2 separate regions of the Homo sapiens genome follow, and region 2 is linked to region 1. A link is an interaction called in ENCODE POLR2A ChIA-PET data of the cell type or tissue named here. Cell type or tissue: Panc1. All regions are shown on one strand. Each heading gives the region's core, and the rest is flanking DNA. Links, peaks and the distances in the headings are about the cores only.

Evidence for each region. ChIA-PET counts read pairs that join two places held together with the same protein. Peaks named below come from ENCODE experiments on the same cell type or tissue, not always from the same donor. Only the 100,000 strongest peaks of a DNase experiment are listed, where the experiment ranks them.
Region 2: POLR2A ChIA-PET joins it to region 1 with 5 read pairs; 3 of 35 experiments call an interaction of 5 or more read pairs at or near these places.

What each region holds. Positions count from the first base shown.
Region 1 is chr19:39,415,647-39,423,413 of GRCh38, reverse strand. It overlaps PLEKHG2 (pleckstrin homology and RhoGEF domain containing G2), which reads right to left. Exons shown (of 19, transcript NM_022835.3): 5 at 7,000-7,066; 6 at 6,817-6,863; 7 at 6,414-6,564; 8 at 5,722-5,859; 9 at 5,309-5,509; 10 at 4,588-4,680; 11 at 4,411-4,497; 12 at 2,755-2,788; 13 at 2,562-2,663; 14 at 2,418-2,465; 15 at 2,301-2,339; 16 at 2,115-2,131; 17 at 1,126-1,299; 18 at 1-682. Among named protein-coding and RNA genes, the nearest start is that of PLEKHG2, 6.9 kb to the right of the region's middle. In Panc1, for the core only: no CTCF peak of the experiment used is centred there; a DNase peak (open chromatin) is centred at 4,175; H3K4me3 peaks cover 93 bases; H3K27ac peaks cover 744 bases.
Region 2 is chr19:40,002,639-40,010,405 of GRCh38, reverse strand. It overlaps ZNF546 (zinc finger protein 546), which reads right to left. Exons shown (of 7, transcript NM_178544.5): 4 at 4,224-4,310; 5 at 3,006-3,132; 6 at 1,841-1,936. Among named protein-coding and RNA genes, the nearest start is that of ZNF546, 9.5 kb to the right of the region's middle. In Panc1, for the core only: no CTCF peak of the experiment used is centred there; a DNase peak (open chromatin) is centred at 3,885.

The DNA.
Region 1 (7,767 bases), core at 2,168-7,167:
GCTCTGGGAAGCCTGGCCGGGCCAGCTGTCCCTGTTCCAATGCCTGCCAGGCGCTCCGGATTTCTGAGCAAGAGCGGAATGCCAGCTCATCTGGGAATCCCTGATGTTGGGTGACATCCTGGGGCTGGAAGTCTGTGAATGATACCCCTTCTTCATCCTCCTCTGGCCCTGCCTTGCCTCCTGAAGGCGGCTCTCCCAGTTTCCCAGGATTGCTCCCAGAAAACAGTTCTCTCCTGGTGGCTGGAGCCTCAGCTGGTTCCTGCAGAGGCCCTTGGAGCCAGGAGTCACAGGAGAGGGTGGGAGTGCTAGACAGACTGGGGGTGTTGGGGACACTAGGTATGGCTGGAAGGCAGGGCATCTCAAAAACATCGGAAATGTCAGAGAGACTAGGAAGGCGAGAACCTTCGGGAATTTCACAGCGGCTGGGAATTTCAGGAAGGTTGGGCACGTCAGGAATTTTGGTAAGGCAGGGAATGCTGGGCATTTCAGCTGCAATGGAACTTTCGAGCCCTTCCAGGACGTGGAGTGGGGAAGGCCCCCGTTCATCCATCTCCAGCCCTTCCTCTTCCTCCTCCTCCTCTTCTGAAGAGTCCCGGCTGGGCAGGGCTTGGAATGTGAGGGTTTCGCTGTCGCCAGGCACCTGGGAGTCTCCGGGGAACTTGGGAATGTCATGGGTGGACGGCTATAGTGGGCACAGGAGAACAAGCCAAACATATCAGCATGGTAGCTGGGTGTGGTGGCTCACGCCTGTAATCCCAGCACTTTGGGAGGCTGAAGTGGGCGGGTCACTTGAGGTTACGAGTTCGAGACCAGCCTGGCCAACATAGTGAAACCCTGTCTCTACTAAAAATACAAAAAAAAAAAAAAAATTAGCCGGGTGTGTTGGCGGGTGCCTGTAGTCCCAGCTACTCAGGAGGCTGAGGCAGGAGAATCGCTTGAACCTGGGAGGCAGAGCTTGCAGTGAGCCGAGATGGCGCCACTGCACTCCAGCCTCGGCAACAGAGCAAGACTCCATCTCAAATAAAAAAAAAATAAAGGTATCAGCATGGGCTGGCCTATCTGGTCCCTGGTCTGTGTGCCCACACCCAGAGGCCCAAGGACACCATGATGGGACAGCCAGCTCACCCCTGGATCTCGAAGGCCTCGCTGATTCAGCAGTTCCAGGATTTCTTCAGTGATTGAGGTCCCAGAGGGGTCCAGTGTTGGGGGTCCAGCATCCTCCAGGTCCTCAGGGGGTGCAGAGCCTGAAACTGGTGGCTGAGATTCTGGAGGGTAGAGTTCCCCTTCGCTGCCAGCGTGCTGTGAGGAGGGAAAGCAATGGAAGGCAAGAGCCAAGACTCCTCCCTCACATAGAGGACCCCAAGTCCCAATCCCCTTCTTTTGCGTTTGTTTGTTTTGAGATGGAGTCTCGCTCTGTCGCCCAGCCTGCAGTGCAATGGCGCCATCTCTGCTCACTGCAATCTCCGCCTCCCGGGTTCAAGCGATTCTGCTGCCTCAGCCTCCTGAGTAGCTGGGATTACAGGCGCCTGCCACAATGTCCAGCTAATTTTTGTATTTTTAGTAGAGTCGGGGTTTCTCCTTGTTGGCCAGCCTGGTCTCAAATTCCTGATCTCAGATGATCCACCTACCTCGGCCTCCCAAAGTGCTGGGATTACAGGTGAGCCACCGTACCTGGCTCAATTTTTAAATTTTTTTATTTTTCTCTTAAAATTTTTATTTATTTATTTGAGACAGGGTCTCACTGTGACCCATGCTGGAGTGCAGTGGTGTGTCCCAGCTCATTTTGCAACCTCTGCCTCCCAGGCTCAAGCAATCCTCCCACCTCAGTCTCCTGAGTAGCTGGGACTATGGGCATGCACTAGTGTGCCTGGCTAATTTTTTTGTACTTTTTGTAGAGATGGGGTTTTGCCATGTTGCCCAGACTGGTCTCAAACTCCTGGGCTCGAGCAATCCTCCTGCCTTGACCTCCCAAAATACTGAGATTACAGGCATGAGTTACTCTGTCTGGCCCCAATCCCCTTCTCATTCAGACCCAGGATTTTGGAACTCAAGCTCCCTTCTCCATCAGACCCAGAAGTCAAGGTGCCCAGACCCTATCTCGAGATATCTCTTACCTTGAATCCAGGCTTAGCTAAGGATGGAGAGATGAGAGAGAGAGAAGCATTAGTGAGATGTAAGGGAAAAAGAGTGATTCCCCCATAACTGATGAGCTGAAGCAACCACCCCTCCCCAACCCGCCCCAGACATCCCACCGGGCGACAGACAGGGATGGACCAGGCTGAACCGGGGCAGTCACTGACCGTTCTGTGGGAACATGACATAAGGGTCCTTCACCGGCTCTGCGGGGAGGACACAGTGATGTCAGGAGCCCAGCTCCCACCCCGATGCCTGGATCACCCTTAGGGGTGAGTGCTCACCAGACTGCCTGCGGCCTCGGCGAATCACAGAGGGCCCAGGAGATGGAGCTGTGGGAGGGAGGGCCAGAGCCCTGTGTGAGCCCAGCTCCCGGGTCCTAGGGAAGTGGGGCTGAGGGCTGGGACTCAGGGATCCACCGCCTTTACCTGTGTTCCTTCGCCCAGGGGTAAAACTTCTAGCATCTCGAGGTCGAGGAGACCCAAGTGGGGGTGTCAGGGGCTCTAGGACAGGCTTACTTTTGGGGGCACCTGTGGGGAGAGTTTTGGGGCTAAAAGCCAACTTTTTCTTGGAAGTAATTCGTCTACTTCCACACCCTCCCAGCCCAAGGCCCCAACTCACAATGCAGGCTGTTTTCAAGGAGAACTTGCTTTGCCTGAAAGACAGGAGGATGAGGGCTGAGGTGGGTCGATCTTGGAGTACCACAGAGAGGATACTTTAAGCACCGTAGTCATGCCCATTAATGGGTGCTGTTTTTGTTTTTAGATCTTGCTCTATACGCCAGGTTGGAGTACAGTGGTGCAATCATAGCTCACTCCAGCCTCTACTTCTGGGATCAAGCGATCTTCCCACCTCACCCTCCTGAGTAGCTGGGATTTCATATGTGCACCATCACATCCAGCTAATTTTTTTTTTTTTTTGAGACGGAGATTTTGCTCTTGTTGCCGAGGTTGGAGTGCAAAGGCGCGATTTCGGCTCACTGCACCCTCTGCCTCCTGGGTTCAAGCGATTCTCCTGCCTCAGCCTCTTGAGTTGCTGGGATTACAGGTGCCCGCTACCACACCCGGTAATTTTTGTGTTTTTAGTAGAGACGGGGTTTCACCATGTTGACCAGGCTGGTCTTGAACTCCTAACCTCAGGTGATCCACCCGCCTTGGCCTCCCGAAGTGCTGGGATTACAGGCGTGAACCACCACGTCCAGCCCAGCTATTTTATTTTTATTTTTTTGAGACGGAGTTTCGCTCTTCTTGCCCAGGCTGGAGTGCAATGGCATGATCTCGGCTCACCGCAAGTTCCGCCTCCCAGGTACAAGTGATTCTCCTGCCTCAGCCTCCCTAGTAGCTGGGATTACAGGCATGCGCCACCATGCCCAGCTAATTTTTCTTTTTCTTTTTTTTTTTTGAGACAGAGGCTCACTCTGTTGCCCAGTCTGGAGAGCGCAGTGACGCAACCTAGGCTCACTGCAAGCTCTTGCCTCCTGGGTTCACGCCATTCTCCTGCCTCAGCCTCCCGAGTAGCTGGGACTACGGGCACCTGCCACCACGCCTGGCTAATTTTTTGTATTTTTGGTAGAGATGGGGTTTCACCATGTTAGCCAGGATGGTCTCGATCTCCGGACCTCGTGATCCGCCCGCCTCGGCCTCCCAAAGTGCTGGGATTACAGGCATGAGCCACCGCGCCCGGCCTAATTTTGTATTTTTTAGTAGAGATGGGGTTTCTCCATGTCGGTCAGGCTGCTCTTGAACTCCTGACCTCAGGTGATCCGCCCGCCTTGGTCTCCCAAAGTGTTGGGATTACAGGTGTGAGCCACCGTGCCTGGCCAGCCCCAGCTAATTAAAAAATGTTTTTTAGAGACAGGGTCTCACTATGTTGCCCAAGCTGGTATCGAACTCCCGGGCTTAAATGATCCTCCCACATCACCCCCTCGAAGTGCTGGGATTATAGGCATGAGCCACCACAGCCAGCTGATGGGTGCTTCTATTGGTCAAGCCCATGACGTGGCTGGTGACCATTACTCATCACCACAACCCTAGGATGAAGGCGCTTTCATTCCTCTAGGTGAGGAAGTTAAGGCTCAGAGAGGTTAAGTTACTTGCCCAAGGTCACAAAGCAGGGACATGGTAGAGCTAAGATTCAAACCCAAGTAGCGGAATTCTGCACTTTTAGCAATCACATTATAACAGACTGCTCTGGCATTGGGCAGGGGCGTCTCTTAGTACTATTGGGGGAGGGTGTCTCCAGCACTCAGAGGGCCCCCGGCTGCGGCAGGAGCTGTACCTTGGCAGGGATGGAGGCAGGGTGGTTCTCAAAGAAGAGGCGCTGGAGACAGTGAATCCACAGCCTCTTCTCTTCTTGGTTCTTGGCCTAGGAGTGGGTTGGAGTAGAGTCAGGGGGCCAGGTGTGAGGTCTCGAGGCTGGGGGATCCCTGCCAGCCTGATCCCACTACATGCTCACCTGGAGCAGGTGTCTGTGCTTGGGAATGGTCAGATCAGACACCTTGAACCCTAGAGGGTCTCGGGGACTCTCGCTCACGCTCAGGTTGCAGCACTGGAAGGAAAGAGAGGGGTAGCAAGCTCAGAGTCCTTGGGCTCAGTGATGCCCCTTGTACGGAGACACCCTTGGAGGTGTATCTGGGTCCTCCTCCCTAGGAAGATGCATCCCATAAGGCTGTATGGTGGGTTTCCTCTCCCTTTTTTTTTTTTGAGACAGAGTCTTGCTCTGTCACCCAGGCTGGAGTGCAGTGGCATGATCTTGGCTTATTGCAACCTCCGCCTCCTGGGTTCAAGTAATTCTCCTGCCTCAGCCTCCCCAGTAGCTGGGATTACAGGCACTTGCCACCACGTCCAGCTAATTTTTGTATTTTTAGTAGAGACGGGGTTTCACCACGTTGGCTAGGCTGGTCTCGAACTCCTGACCTCAAGTGATCCGCCCGCCTTGACCTCCCAAAGTGCTCGGATTACAGGAATGAGCCACCACGCCCAGCCTTCTCCTTTTTTTTCTTAAGTGGGGCAGCTCTCATTCTATACACTAGAAAGAAAGCTTCCCTTGGCTTCCATTCTCTAACTCAAGAAAATGTGGCAGGGTCCCCTGGCCCACACTGCCGGGCACACAGATACAGGTATATGGGATATACTTTGTAGGTAGTATTCTAGCCCCACCCCATCCCCAAACTCACGAAGATGTGGCCTTTGTAGGTGTACTCCAGCCCCCTGCGCTTGGCCACCAGCAGCATCCGAGAGAACAGGAAGAGCAGCCGCTCACCCCCTCGTAGCCGGGGGCCACCCCCTCCGCCTCCTCGGAACGCGCCCTCCAACACCAGTTCCCCAAAAGCACTGAGCTCTGGTCCGGTCCAGCCACCCAGCCGCCGCTGCACTTCCTGCCGGGACCCCGCCAGGTGCGCCGGGGCGCAGAGACAAGCATGGGTAGGTGGCACACACATACACACCAAAACAGGGGGTTAGCAACAGGGCCATGCTGTCCCAGCCAACCCTCCAAGGCTACCTCTGAGGCACTGATTTCCCCCCACCCGCCCCAAGGCCCCCTCGCTCACTCCCTCATCCAGCAAGCCCCAGCCCACCCTGGGGCCACCTGGAGGCGCGCTGCATGCTCCTGCTTGCGCTTCATGTCGTTGATGTACCAGGCAACCGCTGTCATGGACACAATAGCTTCCTCCACCATCTCGCGACCCCCAGTGCCTGGGCCCTCCGCCCAGTGCTTCCCTAGTTCCTGTCAGGCAGCCACCAGGCACGCAGGGATGGGGAGAGAAACAGAGAAGGAGAAAGAGAATGAGAATAACAGGAGATGGAGAAATATAAAGATAGGGGCAGAGGCCAGGCGCAGTGGCTCATGTCTGTAATCCCAGCACTTTGGGAGGCTGAGGTGGGCAAATCACCTGAGGCCAGGAGTTCGAGACTAGCCCGGCCAACGTAGTGAAACCCCGTCCCTATTAAAAATACAAAAATTAGCTGGGCATGGTGGTGTGCGCCTGTAATCCTAGCTACTCAGGAGGCTGAGCAAGGAGAATCACTTGAACCCAGGAGGTGGAGGTTGCAGTGAGCCAAGATCGCACCACTGTACTCCAGCCTCATCGACAAGAGTGAAACTCCACCTCAAAGGGAAAAAAAAAAGCTAGGGCTGTGCGCGGTGGCTCACGCCTGTAATCCCAGCACTTTGGGAGGCCTTGCCCAACTCGTGGGGGGTCCATCCTCCAGATGAACCAACAGGTGGTCAAGGGACAGGACCTCCCCCTCCCCAGCCTGGCTCCAGGGGCCCCAGCTGACCTGCAGCAGCAGATGGTACTTGAGAATGCGCTGGACAGGTTTCAGCAGGAAGCTCTGCAGGGGCAGCGAGTGGCGAAGCTGGGCCTGGCGCTCCTGCAGCCACAGGGCTGCTGGCGGAGACAACGACAGCTCCCGGAGCAGGGCCAGGGAGCTGGGGGCACAGCACAGGTCAGTGGGGATTGTCAGTTCCAGTGGGCGGGGTCAAGAGGGGTTAGGGAGGGGCCAGGGTTTGGGAAGGGTCAGGGTCTGACAGGGGGCGGGGCAGTGAGGGAGAGGTCAGTTACTGTCACAGCCTGGCAGGGGTCGGTGCTGGATGGGTCGGGGGTAGAGGGAGGGTGACGGGTGACTGGCACATCAGCTTGTGGGCACAGCCTGAGGCCCAGCAGGGGCTCCTGCCCCTCACCTCGGGTAGTTCATGCAGTACAATGTGTAGATGTCAAAATCCTCGCTCTGCGGGTGACATGGGAGTCAGGGAGACCCCAGGTCCTGGCTTCCCACGACCCCCCTTCCAGCCTAGCCCAAGCCTGCTCTCCCCCCTCTACAAAGGCCCCATCCAGGACCGAGAGCCCCCCACCCCTCCACTCACCCTCTGCACGAAGCACTCGGCAATACCCCCGGCGCTGCTGCTGTTCTCCAAGTCCTCCAGGAGCTCGCTACAGGGGAGAGGGGAGGGTGAGGAACCGCCTGCCTTCACGACCCCTCCATGGGAGGCCTCCAGGAGGCTGAGGCCCCAATGGTCTGCTGGGGCTGGGGGCTTGCTGACTGCCAGCATCTCCTAAGGGGATGTCATGTCCGGAGGAAGGGTCCTCTGAGGGCTACACGGGGCATGGTAACCTGCTTAGACTTTGTCCCTGGACAGCTTCTCATTCCTCAGCTTGAACTTGTGTCAGTGCTGGCATGAGCCTAGGGGTGTTATATCATGACCCAAAGAGCTAGGATGATCTTAAGTTCCTGCTGTAATCCCGAGACCTCGTCAAGGTACTTGGAAATGTCATGATCCTTGGACCCCAGAGTCCTCCTTACCACAGTGACCAACCATCCTGGTTTGTCCGGGACTGAGCAGTTTCCTAGGACGAGGGCTTTCAGTGCTAAAACTGGAAAAGTCCCAGGCAAATCAGGCTTAGGGGGTCACTCGCATGCTCACGCTGTCTCGGCCTTCAGGCCCCATATGATTCTTGGATTCATCGTGAGCCCAGACCTGACACAGCCCCAAGGACTCGTCCTGATGCCGGGACCCTGTCCCAGTGTTTGGGCTTCATCCAGGTCCTCTGACTCCCATCCGCTATGCCCCTCCCTCACTCGGGGTCCTCCCATCCGCTATGCCCCTCCCTCACTCGGGGTCCTCCCATCCGCT
Region 2 (7,767 bases), core at 1,056-6,055, 590 kb before region 1:
TTTCAGACATTATCTTGGTCTGTCACCCAGGCTGGAGTGCAGTGGCACAATCTCGGCTCACTGCAACCTCTGCCTCCAGGGTTCAAGTGATTCTCCTGCCTCAGCCTCCCAAGTAGCTGGGATTACAGATGCCTGTCACTATGCCTGGCTAATTTTTGTATTTTTAGTAAAGATGAAGTTTCACCTTGTTGGCCAGGCTGGTCTTGAACTCCTGACCTCCAGTGATCCACCTGTCTCGGCCTCCCAAAGTGCTGGGATTACAGGCATAAGCCACTGCTACTGGCTGATACAACCACTTTCAAACACAGTGTGGCAGTTTCTTAAAAAATAGACATATATTTATCATATGATCTACCCATTCTACCCCAGACAGTTACCCAAGATAAATGAAAGCATAAGTCTATACCAAGAATTTTACATGAAAGTTTCCAGTAGCTTTATCTGTAATAGCCAAACACTGGAAATAACTCAATGTCCATCCTTATACATAAATGGATAAGTAAATTGTGGTACATCCATACAATGGAATACTACTCAACAATGAAAAGAAATGAAGTACTGATACATATAGCAACATGGATGAATCTCAAAATAATTTTGCTGAGTGAATGAAGCTAAATTTTAAAAATCACCATATTTTTAAAAAAGGAAGAAAAAAATCACCATATAATTCCATTATACAAAATTCTAGAAAATGAAAACTAAGTTATAGTGACAGAGAGATGATCAGTGCTTACCTGGGCAGTGGGTAGAGAGGGACATGAGGGAGGGATTTCTTTTGGAGGTGATGGATATGTTTATTATTTTGATTTTGAAATGGTTTCACAATATACAGGGCAACTTAGCAAATTTTATACTTTAAATGTGTGCAGTTTATTGTATGCTAATTATATGTCAATAAAACTGTTTTAAAATGTTATAAAAATTGACACTTAAAATGAGTACATTTTATACTATATAAATTATACCTCAATAAATATGATTAAGAAAATACACTTGTCCTATGACCCAGAAATTCCACTTCCATATATTCCCAAGAAAAATGAAAACCCAAGAGAAATGAAAACATCTGAACACAAAAACAATTGTACAAGAATGTTCACATCAGGTGGCATAATTTACTTTGGGAATAAACACAGATGGTTCTTCATCTCAGAACCTTTGCACTTGCAGCTTTTTCTGCTTGTAATGTTCTTCCTCAATACTCACATGGCCTGAGACCTTACTTTATGTCTCTGGTTCAAATATCATCACCTCAAAATGGCCTTTTCCTGATCTTATCTAAATTAGCCCTACTAACTCCCCAACACTCTAGCTCCTTACTCTACTTAACTTTCTTCACAACACATATGAAAACTTGATTATTATCTGTTTACGTATTGACAACATGTTTCCCTTACTATAATATCAACATCTCTGTGACAAGAGTGTCTATCAGTAGTGCCTAAACTCTAGCACAGTGCCTGGCTTAGGTTAGGTAAATGGGAAATATTTGATGAATAAAACTTGGACAATGGAGAAATGAATATAAATCAAAATGTTAAAGGAGGCCTGGAAACACACGTAAAATGGTCATCAATGGGGAAGAAAGAAAGCAGCCCCACTTTGAAAGAGGAGAGAAATACGAGAGAAGAGAAACAAGGAGTATGGCAAATTGGGTAAAGTTCCTTTGGTAGCTAATGTAGAGAGAATCTGAATGCTTCCCAGGTATCAGTCCTTTTTCCACAGGCCTCAGGCCTTTGAAGGGAGCTTTCCAAACAACTCAGTGCTGTGCCTCCTCCCTGACATCATGGGTCATAACTTGTGATAGCACCCTCCCGCCTAATTTGCTGTCACTCACCTGTGAACCAATTCCTTGTCCCTTCCCTCATTACTATCCAGGGCTCTTTCTCTTGCTCCAATAAAGTAATCACATCTGGCTTAGGAATGGTATATCCTGCTCATGAGAAAAGAAATGACACATGTTATAGAAAAAAACAAAAACAACCATAACCTTGAAATGACAATTCAGACTTGGTTACATTTGTAAGAAACTGCAGGTGAAAATGGTACTAGACAATGCCATGACAGTAAAGAAGAAAAAGGCCATCTAAGAATATTCACGTTAACATGGACTCACAATTACAGGACTAAAGAGACAAGGTGAGAGAGCGAAAAGGTCTGCTTTGCTGTTAACGGCAGTATAGAAAGGGGACCAGTGAGCACACCCTCTGGAGCCCTATGGCCTGGGTTCAAATCTTCTGCCACCTACCAGCTGTGTGACCTTCAAAGTTACCCTGCACATATTCACTTTTATCAAATGCAAAATGGGGCTGATATTACCGACTTCTTAGGGCTGTGGTGAGAATTAAATGAATTAATATATGCAAAGGCATATAATATGCCCAGTATATAGTATTATTTTGTTGTTGGTACTATTTTCCTAGGAGAAATATACTAAGTTTCCTAAAATATTTCCAGGTTCTTCCTCAGATATTCCTTCAACAGAAAATGTCAATTCACAGACTTTAACTTTCAACCGCAAAGCAGGTTAAGGAGAATATGTCTCCTTTAGGATGGGGTGTGTTGGCTTGAGTTTTAAATGACTATTGTTAACTCAATCCACCACTGTATAATCCATGGAGGTTCTTTTGATAATCAAGGAAAACTAGAATTCTGAGACTAGCTGTTGTCTTGTAGGAAGGTCAGATATTAACACAGAACAGCTATAGGAATTCTGAGTATATGCATTATATGAAATCTGATGTCACACAACTCAAACCTGGAAATTATTTAGAAAAGCAAGCAATGACAGGAAAAGTCAGAGGGAGGAGTGAATGTCACTGAGGGTCAGAAAGGTGAAGTTGCTTAACACAGGTGCCCATTTCCACCCCAACACTGCTGAAACTATGACTTTAGAAATAGGGGTGTCAGTCAGCCTCTTAAAACAGAGTTCTAAAGTTTGACAGTGGAGAAAGCTGATACTCCAGAAAACAGATTGTAAACGATTTCGAAAGATACCTTACCCAGTGAGACCAGGTTGCTGTAGTTCTCCAACATCACATCCTTGTACAAGTCCCTCTGCACAGCGTCCAGGCACTCCCACTCCTCTTGGGAGAGGTCTATGGACACATCCCTAAATGCCAAAGATACCTGAAATGACAAGCCTATGTATTAAAAAAAAATTAAATGTATTTTCAAGATGGAAAACTGCTTTGCAGGAAAGAAGCAACATAGTAAGCAAATAAACTGGGGCTCAAGCCTGCAATGTGTGTAAAAGAATAAAGAAATTAATATTTCTGAAATAAAGTGTTCATACGCTTTTAAAGAATATTGTTGATGCAAATTAAGTGAAATAGCATAAATAAGCACATTGCCCATTATGTGCCTGCAGTTAAAGTTCTGAATAAATGCAAGTTCCATCATCCTCTCTTCCCTTCAAAAAATTTTTGGAAAAAGAATTTTTTCACCAAAAAGTACTCTAAAATCTCTCTTAGAAAACAGGATTTGACTGACATTACGTGATTTCGTTAAAACTCTGGTTCATCATGATGCAAAATAACCTCATAAGAAAAGTCTTCAGTTAGTATATTTATTGGCTAGCTAATAATATCATCCATCTTAAAGATACAGCAGACTAATTCTTCTTTTATTCTTAGGCATTTAGGTTGGCCAAAATGTTTAAGGTCTTCCCCAGTTCTGTTTCCACCCATCATTAGGGATCAGAGCCTATTTCCAGCCATCATTAGGGATTGGAGGATCTTCCTACCTGCTACCCCTGCCATACCTCAGGAATACTTGCTTTGTTCCTAAGCCAGAGGATGCTGACGTATCCACAATGACACTGATGTCACTGGAGACCAGCACAACCTCCTCAACCACAAAATTGACTTTTGTTTTCTTATTCATCCCTTGGAAATTCCCTGGCTAGATGCCTGAAACTACCATATGCAGGCCCCAATCATACTCCAGCCTAGTCCTCTAAGCCTCTCAATGCATGGGATCTGACCTCTGCCTCTGAGGCTGACATGGAAGACAATGTTTGAGCACAGATAAGAGAAAACAGGAGCAAATGAGGAAGACACTAGGCTATTTGGCACTATCCTTCACTGTAACTAGGGAGTAACTAGGGAGCAGGTTCCACAACAGGGTTGTCTTAGGAAGGAAGTCTCAAGATAACGAGACTTCAATGATCACATGAATTTAAAAACACAGTATTTCAAGGAAGAAAAACACAAACTTACATTGGCCATGGTTTTAGAACCACAAGAACTTGTCAGTTCTCCTTGAGTTTCCTCCATGGAGAAGCACAGAATCCAGAGAAACCGGGGCTGGGGGGAAGAACAAGTGACTCTGAGACCAGATGTGTGTCAAAACTCCTAAAATGACTTAAGTTAATAAGATCCTGTTATGCCATCATTTCTACTTCCAACCCCACCATTCTGCGCATATAAACTGGGGAAGATATCTCAATATCAAGGCTGGGGTGGTGTAAATTCATGCCCACGGTTGCCAGGTGATGACAACAAAAGTAGCTATTTTTAGGATCTTCTGCATGATGGGTCCTTTATCATATTAACATTTAACCATGCAATGCATTTATCTCCATCCAACAGATGAGGTAATGAGGGCTTAAAATAATGTAACTTGCCCAAATTCACAGTTAGTAAGAGGCAGAGCTGTGTTCTGAATCCACATTTCTCTAATTATAAAGCAAACTATCTTTTTTTTTTTTTTGGAGACAGGGTCTTGCTCTCAACTCTGGCTTTTGCCTCTGAAGCCCAGAATGTTTTCAAATGAAACTTAAGCATGAGCAATTCACTAAAAATAGCAGCATATCATCCACCGAACTTATTAAATTTCAATACAATGAAGCAGATCCTAATTAAGGAAATACCAGTTGACAATTATTAGAATGGCAGACTTAAAAGATTAATAATATGCCAGATGAGCAACATCACAGGGAAATGAATACTGTGTAAATGCTACAGATTTGTAGGACCTTAAAACATGGCATGTAGAAGGATGTGAGAGACTTTTACCATCCAAACCTAATTTTGGGACTCTACCCAAAGCAAATGATGTGTATTAAGATGCATGCAGGTTAGGCCGGGCGCGGTGGCTCACACCTGTAATCCTAGCACTTTGAGAGACCAAGGCGGGCAGATCATTTGAGGTCAGGAGTTCGAAACCAGCCTGGCCAACATGGTGAAACCATCTCTACTAAAAATACAAAAAAAATTAGCTAGGCATGGTGGCACATGCCTGTAATCCCAGCTGCTTAGGAGCCTAAGGCAGGAGAATCGCTTGAACCCGGGAGGCAGAGGTTGCAGTGAGCTGAAATCGCGCCACTGCACTCCAACCTGGGCGACAGAGCAAGACTCTGTCTCAAAAAAAAAAAAAAAAAAAAAAAAAAAGATGCATGCAGGTTAGGGGTGCAAAAGGCTTACTGGAAAAAGCAAAAATAAAAAAGATGCATGCAGGGAGGTAGAATTCAGCATTCTGAGTCCAGCAATAGCTGACTGGTTAGATAAGTTACAGATCATCTATGAAACAGAATATTAAGTAGATATTAAATACTATACTAAATTGGAGAAAATATTTAAAGGATTTGGGAAATATCCAAGATATGTTCTAAATTAAAAAATAAGGTTAAAACCCAGAATGTACAATATAATTACATTTGTGAAAACATACACACACACACACATACATAAAGAAAGAACGAAGGACAGGCAGAAACTGAGAGAGAGAAAAAAGTTTAAAAATGTATATATCTATATGTCAGCACTGCCAAGCTGCATGACATTACTTGATATATTTTTAAAGTATAATCTGTAACTTTAAAAATTAATTTAGGCTGGGCACGGTGGCTCACGCCTGTAATCCTAGCACGCTGGGAGGCCGAGGTGGCTGGATCACCTGAGGTTAGGAGTGCGAGACCAGCCTGGCGAACATGGCAAAACCCCATCTCCACTAAAAAATACAAAAATTAGCTGGGTGTGGTGGCACATGCCTGTAATCCCAGCTACTTGGGAGGCTGAGGAAGGAGAATCACTTGAACCCAGGAGGTGGAGGTTGCAGTGAGCCGAGACTGTGCCACTGTAGTCCAGCCTGTGCGACGGGAGTGAGACTCATCTCAAAAAAATAAAATAAAAATTTAAAATATACACACCGGCATACATATGTACTTATTTTTCATTTTGATAAGAGAAAGCCTTTCCTTTGTTGAACGATCTTCTCTTCAACTTGAAGGAAAAGCTTAAGATAATCTAAAAACAGCTGATATATATATATATTAATATAGTTATATATATAATATATATTTATATATTAATATAGTTATATATATATTTATATATTATATATAAATACATATAAATATATTTATATATTTATATATATATATTTTTTTGAGATAGAGTCTCACTCTGTCACCCAGGCTGGAGTGTAATGACACAATCTCAGCTCACTGTAGACTCCGCCTCCTAGGTTCAAGTGATTCTCCTGCCTCAGGCTCCCGAGTCGCTGGGATTACAGGCGCCCACCACTGCGCCCGGCTAATTTTGGTATTTTTAGTAGAGACAGGGTTTCGCCATGTTGGCCAGGCTGGTTTCGAACTCCTGACCTCAGGTGATCTGCCCTCTTCAGCCTCCCAAAGTGCTGGTATTGCAGGCATGAGCCACTGTGCCTGGCCAACAGCTGTTATATTTTTACTGAATGTCTTTTTTCCCTTTAGCTCATAACATTGGAAGCAATTCTTTTGATTTTTCACATATGTCCATGTATGCTAATATATTGCAATGTCTTATACATATGAATGCTGGTCACAGTGAAGTGGCTTTTCATGTACTCCTGACAAACGTATTGACAGTTTGTGCTCTGAAATTTTCCTTTCAGCCACAATATCCTCCAAACTGCTGCTGAATAATCTTGTCCCATTAGCCTCACTTTGAATCTAACAATAAAAACTTTGTTTTTGAATCTAACAATAAAAACCCATTAGCCTCACTTTGAATCATTACAATAAAAACTTAAGGTATGAAATTGTGCTGTTCAATACAAATATGGTTATTTAAATCAAATTTTAAGCTGGGCACGGTGGCTCACGCCTGTAATCCCAGCACTTTGGGAGGCCGAGGCAGGCAGATCACGAGGTCAGTAGATCAAGATCATCCTGGCTAACAACGTGAAACCCCGTCTCTACTAAAAATACAAAAAAAATTAGCCAGGCGTGGTGGCAGGCGCCTGTAGTCCCAGCTACTCGGGAGGCTGAGGTAGGAGAATGGTGTGAACCTGGGAGGCAGAGCTTGCAGTGAGCCGAGATTGCACCACTGCACTCCAGCCTGGGCGACAGAGCGAGACTCTGTCTCAAAAAAAAAAAAAAAAAAAAGTTAAATCAAATTTTAAATAAAATTAAAAGTTCAGGCCGGGCACGGCGGCTCACGCCTGCAATCCCAGGACTTTGGGAGGCCAAGGTGGGCGGATCTTTTGAGGTCAGGAGTTTGAGACCAGCCTGGCCAATATAGTGAACCCCTGTCTCTACTAAAAATACAAAAATTAGCTGGGCATGGTGGCTGATGCCTGTGGTCCCAGCTAATCAGGAAGCTGAGGCAGGAAAATCGCTTCCACCCGGGAGGCAGAGGCTGCTGTGAGCTGAGATCTCGCCACTGTACTCCAGCCTGGGCGACAGAGTGAGACTCTATCTCGACAAAAAAAAAAAAAAAAGTTAGTTTCCCAGTCACACTAGCCATATTTCAGGTGCTTATTAGCCACATGTGGTGAGCA